Regions from separate parts of the Homo sapiens genome. Here region 2 is linked to region 1. A link is an interaction called in ENCODE POLR2A ChIA-PET data of the cell type or tissue named here. Cell type or tissue: PC-9. All regions are shown on one strand. Links, peaks and the distances in the headings refer to the core of each region. The heading gives the core; the rest is flanking DNA.

The links. Peaks named below come from ENCODE experiments on the same cell type or tissue, not always from the same donor. Only the 100,000 strongest peaks of a DNase experiment are listed, where the experiment ranks them.
Region 2: POLR2A ChIA-PET joins it to region 1 with 38 read pairs; 2 of 35 experiments call an interaction of 5 or more read pairs at or near these places.

Annotation. Positions count from the first base shown.
Region 1 is chr17:39,917,698-39,925,166 of GRCh38, reverse strand. It overlaps ORMDL3 (ORMDL sphingolipid biosynthesis regulator 3), which reads left to right. Exons shown (of 4, transcript NM_139280.4): 2 at 942-1,137; 3 at 1,904-2,055; 4 at 2,482-4,124. The coding sequence starts at 964. The coding sequence ends at 2,617. It overlaps GSDMB (gasdermin B), which reads left to right and starts at 6,532. Exons shown (of 11, transcript NM_001165958.2): 1 at 6,532-6,633. RefSeq lists enhancers at 264-1,049, 1,050-1,836, a cis regulatory region at 6,266-6,279 and promoters at 6,258-6,620, 7,344-7,469, 7,303-7,469. In PC-9, for the core only: no CTCF peak of the experiment used is centred there; no DNase peak of the experiment used is centred there.
Region 2 is chr17:39,295,545-39,298,044 of GRCh38, reverse strand. FBXL20 (F-box and leucine rich repeat protein 20) reads left to right here. Exons shown (of 15, transcript NM_032875.3): 6 at 850-918. MIR548BC (microRNA 548BC) reads right to left here and starts at 645; the gene lies at 536-645. In PC-9, for the core only: no CTCF peak of the experiment used is centred there; no DNase peak of the experiment used is centred there.

The DNA.
Region 1 (7,469 bases), core at 2,610-5,109:
GAGGATGGGCAGGACAGAGAAGAACGGGGGCAGGAGGGAGGCCACAGGTTCGAGTCTGTGCCCTTAGGAGACATATGTTGAGGTGGATTCCAGCTCTCTATGGGAGTTACAGGTGTTGGCCACGTTCTCTATCCTCGCCTCTCTTGTGGGGAAAAGGGCCCTGGTGGTTTGGCAGTGGAGTGGGTAGCATCACAAGGGTTGGCCTGAGTGGCTGCCAAATGGAGAAAACATCCGGATGGGTTGTTTTGTGTCACCCAGGAGGGGTGCCTTCTAGGTCTGGGCAAAGGTTGTCCCTAGTCTGTTGTTTTCTCCTTTCTTCCTCCCTTCCTCCCTCCCCACTTCCCTCTTTCTACCTGATCAGTCCTCCTAAGTTGGGGTTTGGGGAGATCCAGAATTGAAAAAATCAGAGGAGGTGAGTGGATGCAGTGACCTCAAAATAGTTCATCCACTGCTGCCTGTACCCACAGGCCTCACTTCCTTTCCCTCCTGATGGGAAGAGCTTAAGAGCAGATGTCCCACATTAGGCCTTCAGTGAGACACAGTCCAGCAGGGGTTGTGCTGAGTGAGAATTCTCTCCCTGGGGCTTTGTCGGCAGAGGGTCCTCATGGGAGTGCCATAGGGGGTGAGGCTGGGGGATGGGCCTTGACTTCTCTGCCCTGGGGCTGCGTGCCTCTTGATGACCTGTCCTCCGATGCCCTGCCAGGGCCCTGTCCCAATGGGATGATGCATGGGGCAGCCTGTTGTTTATCCCAGCCCAGCAGCAGGAAATGAGTAGAGCTAAGTCCACATGGACTTTCTCCACTTTCCATGCTTCAGAATCAAAAGAGTGGAACTGCCTGGAGTTCTCAGGGAAACAAGGGCCTGCCTCCCAGCGGGATCCGAGGGTGAGAGGGGGCAGGGAAAGCAGTGTGACCTGTCTGACCTGTGCTGCTTGTTTGCAGAACAGCAGAGAGGGGCAGCAGGATGAATGTGGGCACAGCGCACAGCGAGGTGAACCCCAACACGCGGGTGATGAACAGCCGTGGCATCTGGCTCTCCTACGTGCTGGCCATCGGTCTCCTCCACATCGTGCTGCTGAGCATCCCGTTTGTGAGTGTCCCTGTCGTCTGGACCCTCACCAACCTCATTCACAACATGGTGAGAGCCTGTCTGCTGCCTGCCCCTGCCCCTGCCCCTGCCCTGTGGGCTGCCCTTTGGCAGGGCTGAGGGATAGGAGGAGCCTGTCGGGCCTGGCCCAGGTGTCAGGGTGATGTACTGACGACATCTGCCTCCAGAGCCCAGGCCTAGCCCTTACCTCTCTGCCTTGCTCCCCCTTCTGGGTTCCTGCCCTGTGTACCATGACAGGAATCAAATCTGCAGATTTTTCCACATCTCTAGGGTGGGGTGGCTGTTGGCCTGGAAGATGTGCTCCTGAGAGCTGAACAAAGGGCTCCAGAGAGTTCCCAGGACCCGAGAGTCCTGGTGCCTAGGCTGATACAGAAATGCCCCTTTCTCAAGTTAGCTTCTCGAACCGTCTTCCACTTTTGCCCTTCTCTGCTCCCTCACCACTTGCTACCTTGCACTCTTTGTCGGGTAAGCAGGGCTTAGTCCCATCGCTTGCCTCCTCCCAACAGGCACAGGGGGCTATGAGTGGCCTGGAGGGGGGCAGCATCTCGGTGCCTATCTTGTGGCCAACTTCCACCGTGCATTCTCATGCCAGGCCTAGCCCGTCCCCCAGGGAGTCCCCTTGTTCTTCTCCTGCCATACTCCCAGCTGCTCCATCCTGACCTCCAGCCCATATCCCCCTGCCCAGCAGAGGGAGGCTCCAGATCACTGGGAGTTACTTGTGTCTGTGACTGGGTGGAGGAGCTGGGCAGGGGGGCCTTTCCCTTTTGTATCCTCTAACAAAGACTTCTTCCTCCAGGGCATGTATATCTTCCTGCACACGGTGAAGGGGACACCCTTTGAGACCCCGGACCAGGGCAAGGCGAGGCTGCTAACCCACTGGGAGCAGATGGATTATGGGGTCCAGTTCACGGCCTCTCGGAAGTTCTTGACCATCACACCCATCGTGCTGTGAGTGCCTGGGCTACAGGAAGACACCAGCAGGCAGGGCAAGGCCTGGAGGACCCCAGGGCCCAGCCATGCTTATTAACCCTGCCGTGGCTCCTGGTGTAGGGATGAACAGAGGAAGTTGGAATATTCCTGGGTCTTACACTGGACTCAGGCTTTGGGCCTCCCTGGCCCCATCTTTCCTCCATTGGAGCTTCCTTCCTGCTAGTGAGATAGGCCTACAGGCTTGGGGTGAAGCTGGGAGGTGGGGGCGGTACTGGGCCAGGAGGGGCCCCTTTAGCCTGAGAGCTCTTGCTTCTTACGCTGGTCTGGGAACCTCTTCTGTAACTCCTTAGCTGTTGGGATTCTGCCTTTCCCCTCCCAGGAAGTGAGGGAGGAAGGGGTCCTCCCAACAGTCTTTTATATCTCTCCCCACCCTTCCCCTCCCAGGTACTTCCTCACCAGCTTCTACACTAAGTACGACCAGATCCATTTTGTGCTCAACACCGTGTCCCTGATGAGCGTGCTTATCCCCAAGCTGCCCCAGCTCCACGGAGTCCGGATTTTTGGAATCAATAAGTACTGAGAGTGCAGCCCCTTCCCCTGCCCAGGGTGGCAGGGGAGGGGTAGGGTAAAAGGCATGTGCTGCAACACTGAAGACAGAAAGAAGAAGCCTCTGGACACTGCCAGAGATGGGGGTTGAGCCTCTGGCCTAATTTCCCCCCTCGCTTCCCCCAGTAGCCAACTTGGAGTAGCTTGTAGTGGGGTTGGGGTAGGCCCCCTGGGCTCTGACCTTTTCTGAATTTTTTGATCTTTTCCTTTTGCTTTTTGAATAGAGACTCCATGGAGTTGGTCATGGAATGGGCTGGGCTCCTGGGCTGAACATGGACCACGCAGTTGCGACAGGAGGCCAGGGGAAAAACCCCTGCTCACTTGTTTGCCCTCAGGCAGCCAAAGCACTTTAACCCCTGCATAGGGAGCAGAGGGCGGTACGGCTTCTGGATTGTTTCACTGTGATTCCTAGGTTTTTTCGATGCCACGCAGTGTGTGCTTTTGTGTATGGAAGCAAGTGTGGGATGGGTCTTTGCCTTTCTGGGTAGGGAGCTGTCTAATCCAAGTCCCAGGCTTTTGGCAGCTTCTCTGCAACCCACCGTGGGTCCTGGTTGGGAGTGGGGAGGGTCAGGTTGGGGAAAGATGGGGTAGAGTGTAGATGGCTTGGTTCCAGAGGTGAGGGGGCCAGGGCTGCTGCCATCCTGGCCTGGTGGAGGTTGGGGAGCTGTAGGAGAGCTAGTGAGTCGAGACTTAGAAGAATGGGGCCACATAGCAGCAGAGGACTGGTGTAAGGGAGGGAGGGGTAGGGACAGAAGCTAGACCCAATCTCCTTTGGGATGTGGGCAGGGAGGGAAGCAGGCTTGGAGGGTTAATTTACCCACAGAATGTGATAGTAATAGGGGAGGGAGGCTGCTGTGGGTTTAACTCCTGGGTTGGCTGTTGGGTAGACAGGTGGGGAAAAGGCCCGTGAGTCATTGTAAGCACAGGTCCAACTTGGCCCTGACTCCTGCGGGGGTATGGGGAAGCTGTGACAGAAACGATGGGTGCTGTGGTCCTCTGCAGGCCCTCACCCCTTAACTTCCTCATACAGACTGGCACTGGGCAGGGCCTCTCATGTGGCAGCCACATGTGGCGTTGTGAGGCCACCCCATGTGGGGTCTGTGGTGAGAGTCCTGTAGGATCCCTGCTCAAGCAGCACAGAGGAAGGGGCAAGACGTGGCCTGTAGGCACTGTCTCAGCCTGCAGAGAAGAAAGTGAGGCCGGGAGCCTGAGCCTGGGCTGGAGCCTTCTCCCCTCCCCAGTTGGACTAGGGGCAGTGTTAATTTTGAAAAGGTGTGGGTCCCTGTGTCCTCTTCCAGGGGTCCAAGGGAACGGGAGAGGTCACTGGGCCTGTTTTCTCCCTCCTGACCCTGCATCTCCCACCCCGTGTATCATAGGGAACTTTCACCTTAAAATCTTTCTAAGCAAAGTGTGAATAGGATTTTTACTCCCTTTGTACAGTATTCTGAGAAACGCAAATAAAAGGGCAACATGTTTCTGTTTCCCTGTGTCTGGCCTTCGCTTCCTGGAAGGCTGAGGGGAGGGGGCAGGGGTGTGGGCAGCGGCTCCCGCTGAGGTGCTGGTGGGGCATCAGTGCAGCTCTGACGGTGGCAGGAGGGGCGCTGGGACTGCTGGGCTTTCTGCTGGCTTCAGCAGGGAAATCCCCCAAGGGGGCTGTGAGGGAACTGGCGGCGGCAGCGGTAGTCAGAGAGCAAAATTCTCTGTGCTTTTGCCTGGCTGTTCTCCGACAGGTCTTGCGCCTTGGCCCCAGAGGCTGGGGTGACCTGTGCCATGGCCAAGGAGGGGGACACTCCAGCAATGGTTTACACGTGGAGCCAGGGTCCCAAGTGGTGCTCAGTCCTTCCCAGTGAATCCCCAGCCCTTCTCCAGTTTCTCACTTCTCTCCCCAAGGCCTTTCCCCAGTCACCTCTCCCTTGGGAGCGCTGCGTTTCCTTCTGGCCTTTCAGTGGAGGGGACTTTTCATACTTCCTCCTCCCACCATAAGCCTGAGTGGCAGGGGAAGAGGTTCTGGGGACTTTCTGAGGCCAACATGGCTAGGAGAGAGAGGAGTCCTATAGCAAGGAATCCTTATCTCACGAGGGCACTGACCTTCCAGCGTGTTCTGGGGAGTATCAGCTGCTATTCCCAGGAGAGGCACAAAGTCCCAGGTAGAAGGGAGGAGCTGTCCCCAGCAGCCTGGGGTCTCTAGCCCCGGTCCACCATCACAGCACCCTTGGAGTGAGTGTCAGGGAGTGTGGGATATTTGCCCAAGTCCAGCCACCACCCCTGTCCGAGTAGAGCCCACACAGTATTGGAAAGAGAAATATAGCCACTGCTTTCACTCCTGGGAGTAGGGGTGCCCTGGTTGCTTTCACCAGCCTGCAAGAGTATAGTCAGGGTGAGGTGCTGGAGAACATCAACAACGATCTGGGTTCAAATCCCAGCTTTGCCACTTATTAGCCATGTTGCTGTGTCAACTTCTCTGAGCTTCAGTTTATTCCACTGTTGTGTAAAGATAATGCCTCTTAGGGCTGTTGTGAGCATTAGCACAGTGCCTGGCATATAGTAAATACTCAATATATGGTAGCCATATTATTATAATTGTAATTGTTACTACCACCACTGTCGTCTATTTATTTATTTATTTATTTATTTTTTTGAGACTGAGTCTTGCTCTGTTGCCCAGGCTGGAGTGCAGTGGCACCATCTTGGCTCACTGCAACCTCCGCCTCCCAGGTTCAAGCAATTCTCATGCCTCAGCCTCCTGAGTAGCTGGGATTACAGGTGTGTGCCAAAACATCTGGCTAATTTTTTTTTTTTTTTTTTTTTTGGTAGAGACGGGGTTTCGCCATGTTGGCCAGGCTGGTCTTGAACTCCTGGCCTCAAGTGATCTGCCTGCTTCGGCCTCTGAAAGTGTTGGGATTACAGGCATGAACCACCACGCCTGGCCTGTCATCCCTTCAAATGTTCTTTCAGAACTGAGGCATGCAGAGGCTGGAAGACAGGCTGGGCTCACCGGGGTGGTTATCTCTGAGAGAGGACATGGGTGAGGTCAGAGGCCTCTCCCTGGAGAAGGAGGTAGGTGGAGAAGCCAGATGGCATCCAGATAAGGAAGACCAGCATCTCCTTGAGAGTGTACACGGGAGCACGAGATGGGGAGGGAGGCTGAGTGCTCCTTACAGGCCCACCCTGTTGCCTCCAGGTGTTAGCTGCTGTTGTCCTGGGTCTTCAGTGTTGACCGTCGCATGGCATTTGGGCAGCTGGTTCTGCTGGGTTATGGTCCTCATGTCCCTGGCACAGACACAGCCATTGCCTGCTGGCACTTGATACCTACTCATATTCCATTTCTCTATTCCAAACACACTGGATTGCATGGCCCAGGGCGCCACGGTGTGCACCATTGTCTGGCCCACACTCACCTAGAATACATACCAGGATCTCCTACCCACTCCTTAGGTACAAGAAGAAGAAGGGGTTCTGGCCGGGCATGGTGGCTCACACCTGTAATCCCAGCACTTTGAGAGGCCGAGGTGGGTGGGTCACAAGGTCAGGAGATTGAGACCATCCTGGCTAACACGGTGAAACCCCGTCTCTACTAAAAAACACACACAAAAAAATTAGCTGGGCGTGGTGGCAGGCACCTGTAGTCCCAGCTACTCGGGAGGCTGAGGCAGGAGAATGGCGTGAACTTGGGAGGCGGAGCTTGCAGTGAGCCGAGATTGCGCCATTGCACTCCAGCCTCGGCGATAGAGCAAGACTCCGTCTCAAAAAAAAAAAAAAAAGGGGGGTTCTGGCCTTAATCTGCCTCCAGCTCAGTTATAAGGTGGCTTATCTAAAGGCTTGGGAGGTGGGGCACCCAGCCCTACCCACCCGTCCAGGAAGTTCCACACCTGGACAACTTTCAGTTTCATTATTTTAGCTTCCTGAGATTCAGAGGCCAGGAACTGTGCAGAGATCTGTGGGGATTCTCACAACTTCCATTTCTGGTGAACAGCTGAGGTCAGAGAGGAGGTGGGTACCACTTGAGATGGGCCTGTGGTTCCCGGGTACTGTCTTTCCAGACACCTAGAATTCCCAGGTTGGTAGTGAACTGAGAGTCAACCACCATGATGGGGCCAGAGACAGAGGAGGAAGCAGTGAGTGGATAAGTGCCTGTGCTGGGCAGAAGGGATATAGGGGAAGGTGGCCAAAGGTAGGATGGGGAAGTGGATCCCAGGAAGCTTTTGTTTCTTCTGAGGCCAATTTACCACCACCTCATTGGGAAATTGTTGGTAGGGAGGCACCCATCCAATTGCCTTGCAGAATACAGCAAGGCAGGGAGCCCAAGAATCAGAGCCAAGGGAAGAAACGACCAGTTGAGGTTAGTAATGTGAAGTCTGGCAACCGTGCCCGTCATTCCTCCCTGGTTCCTCTGTTCATCAACGTTGGGGCTAGTCTGGCTGGGGCATGGTGGGCCTGCCTTTCCATCCCTTGGGCCCCTTGGAACAAGGGGGCAACTCTGCTGTGGGAGATGTAGAAAATGGGTCTCACTTTCTCTATTTGGGGCAATAGCTGCTACTTTTTTCCTCCAGATGGGTACCATGAGGGGCAGAGGAGAATCTGGGATCTGTGATGTTTAGCCCTCTTTACTGAGTCATGGCTGCCTCACGTTCTAGAAGTAAGGCAGGCAAATCATTCCAGGTACTGATTGTCCTGGAACCTTTGGCTCTTCCTTGACCTCATGTCACGTGCGTCCATGTGAAGAGAGTCCACGAAACGGGCTTTATATGAGCAACAAGGCTGGGTGCAGGCAAGCTGAGTCCAAAAAAGGGGTCAGCAAAGGGTGGTGGCATTATCATTAGTTCTTA
Region 2 (2,500 bases), core at 1-2,500, 620 kb after region 1:
TTCATTTAAGCCAGGTGTGATAGCCCAAGCCTGTAATCTCAGCACTTTGAAAGGCTGATGTGGGTGGATCACTTGAGGTCAGGCGTTCAAGACCAGCCTGACCAACATGGTGAAACCCTGTCTCTACTAAAAATACAAAAACTTAGTTGGGCATGGTGGTGCGTGCCTGTAATTCCAGCTACTCAGGAGGCTGAGGCAGGAGAATCACTTGAACCTGGGAGGTGGAGGCTGCAGTGAGCTGAGATCACACCACTATACTCCAGCCTGGGTGACAGAGAGAGATTCCATCTCAAAAGAAAAATCATGGCCAGGCTTAATGGCTCACACCTGTAATCACAGCATTTAGGGAGGCTGAGGTAGAAGGAATATGAAGAGGTGTATAAGGCAGAGTCTAGAAGGGTCCCAGGCACAGGAGCTTCTGTCCTGTGGAGTTGGGGTGTACTACCTTCCTGGCACGTGGTTACATTCACCAACCCAGAAGCTCTCTGATCCCTATCATTTAGGGGTTTTTACAGAGTTTCCTTGATCGTAGACATAATTGAAGACCAAATATTATATTAGGTTGGTGCAAAAGTAATCACAGTTTTTGCCATGAGCAGTAATGGCAAAAACCGCGATTACTTCTCACCAACCTGTAACAAAAGATACTATCACTCAGGAAATTACAAAGATTTTAGGGATGGTATGCCAAGAACCGAAGATGAAGACCAAATACATGTTTTTCCTTTATATCACAGTATCACAGATATCAACAATCAATATTACCAATAATAATATATTTTATTACTTTTTTAATGACTGGAATTTGGCCTATTTCATTTGAAACCTCTTACTTTCTTTCCTACAAAGAACCTTTGCACAAAACTGCAGGAACATTGAAGTACTGAATCTAAATGGGTGTACAAAGACAACAGACGCGTAAGTATTTTATGTTTTTGGAGGATAAGTCATAACCCCTTATGTCTGGCTGATACAACCTTAAATTCAGGCCATTAACTCTATTGAGCAAATTTTATCTTGGTTTTGTAGAGGAAAGATATTTTTAGAAGAGAAAGCAACATCAAAGTAGAAATAGAATAAGAAACTTGTTTTGGAATTCTATCTTTGATACAATTTAAGGTGAAACTTTTAATAATTGTAGTCAGTGTACATACAGTAGGGATACTAATAATACATATTACTGGGATTATTTATATTTCTAGATACTAGTAGCTACCAGTTAAAAGCCACAGTAAACATAATTCAGTGAAAAGATTAAAATCTTAAACAGAGGACTAAACAGCTTATGATAATCAGTCCTGAGAACAGTTATTAAATGAAAATGATTCACTAAATGTGCTGTGTCTGTGTTGGTCATGATCTGAAGGAAATTAAGCTTAATTCTTCATCCTCAAGAGGCTTACAGTCACAGAAATTAGACCTAGAGGGTAGTTATTCATTAACTCTACTAATAAGTATTTCTTTTTTTTTTTTTTTTTTTTTTTTGAGACAGAGTCTCGCTCTGTTGCCCAGGCTGGACTGCAGTGGCGCAACCTTGGTTCACTGTAACCTCTGCCTCCTGGCTTGAAGCAATTCTCCTGCCTCAGCCTCCCGAGTAGCTGGGACTACAGGCACGTGCCACCACGCCCGGCTTATTTTTTGTATTTTTAGTAGAGACGGGGTTTCACCTTGTTAGCCAGGATGGTCTCGATCTCCTGACCTCGTGATCCGCCCACTTCGGCCTCCCAAAGTGCTGGGATTACAGGCATGAGCCACCGCGCCTGGCCTCTGCTAATAAGTATTCCTATAGATTGATTTGGAAACGTTTACTGTGAGAGATGAAATATACTAACCTCTTCCCCCACCATTACTTTATACCAGTAGAACTACATTTACTTTAGATAAATTATCTTTTAATTTTTGTTTCCTTTGAGTACTTAGTGTTATAAAGAATAAGAATTTGACCACTTGGTATCTAGAAAAGTGACATGTAATTAACACTTTTTTGTCAGAATCTATCTTATCCTCAAGATGCATTGGTGAAAACATAATATGTATATGCAAGGCTACTACATTACTTGTAATAGCAAAAGATAGGAAACTCCCCAATGTCTATTAGTAGAGAACAGGTTGAATAAAAGTAATGAGGAAAATCTATATATAATACTCTGGATGATCTTCAGGACATGTTGTTAAATGAAGAAAAGCAAACTGCGGAGGAGTTTGTATAATACACCTTTTATAGGGCCAGAAGACTTAATATATATATATATATATATATCTCCATATTTGCATATTTTCAAAAAGAATGGAAATGCCAATCAAAAATAAAATAAGTAAAAATAGTTACTTATATGGGGAAGTGAGAAAACACAAGGGAAAGAGATAAAAGGGAGAACTCTGAATTATGTTTTATCGTTTAATAGCCATGTAAATATTTTACATAATTCAAACAAAAATTAAGTCAAAAAGAAATGAAAGCAATCCCTACAAATTAAAAACACATGAACCAGCCCAGTGC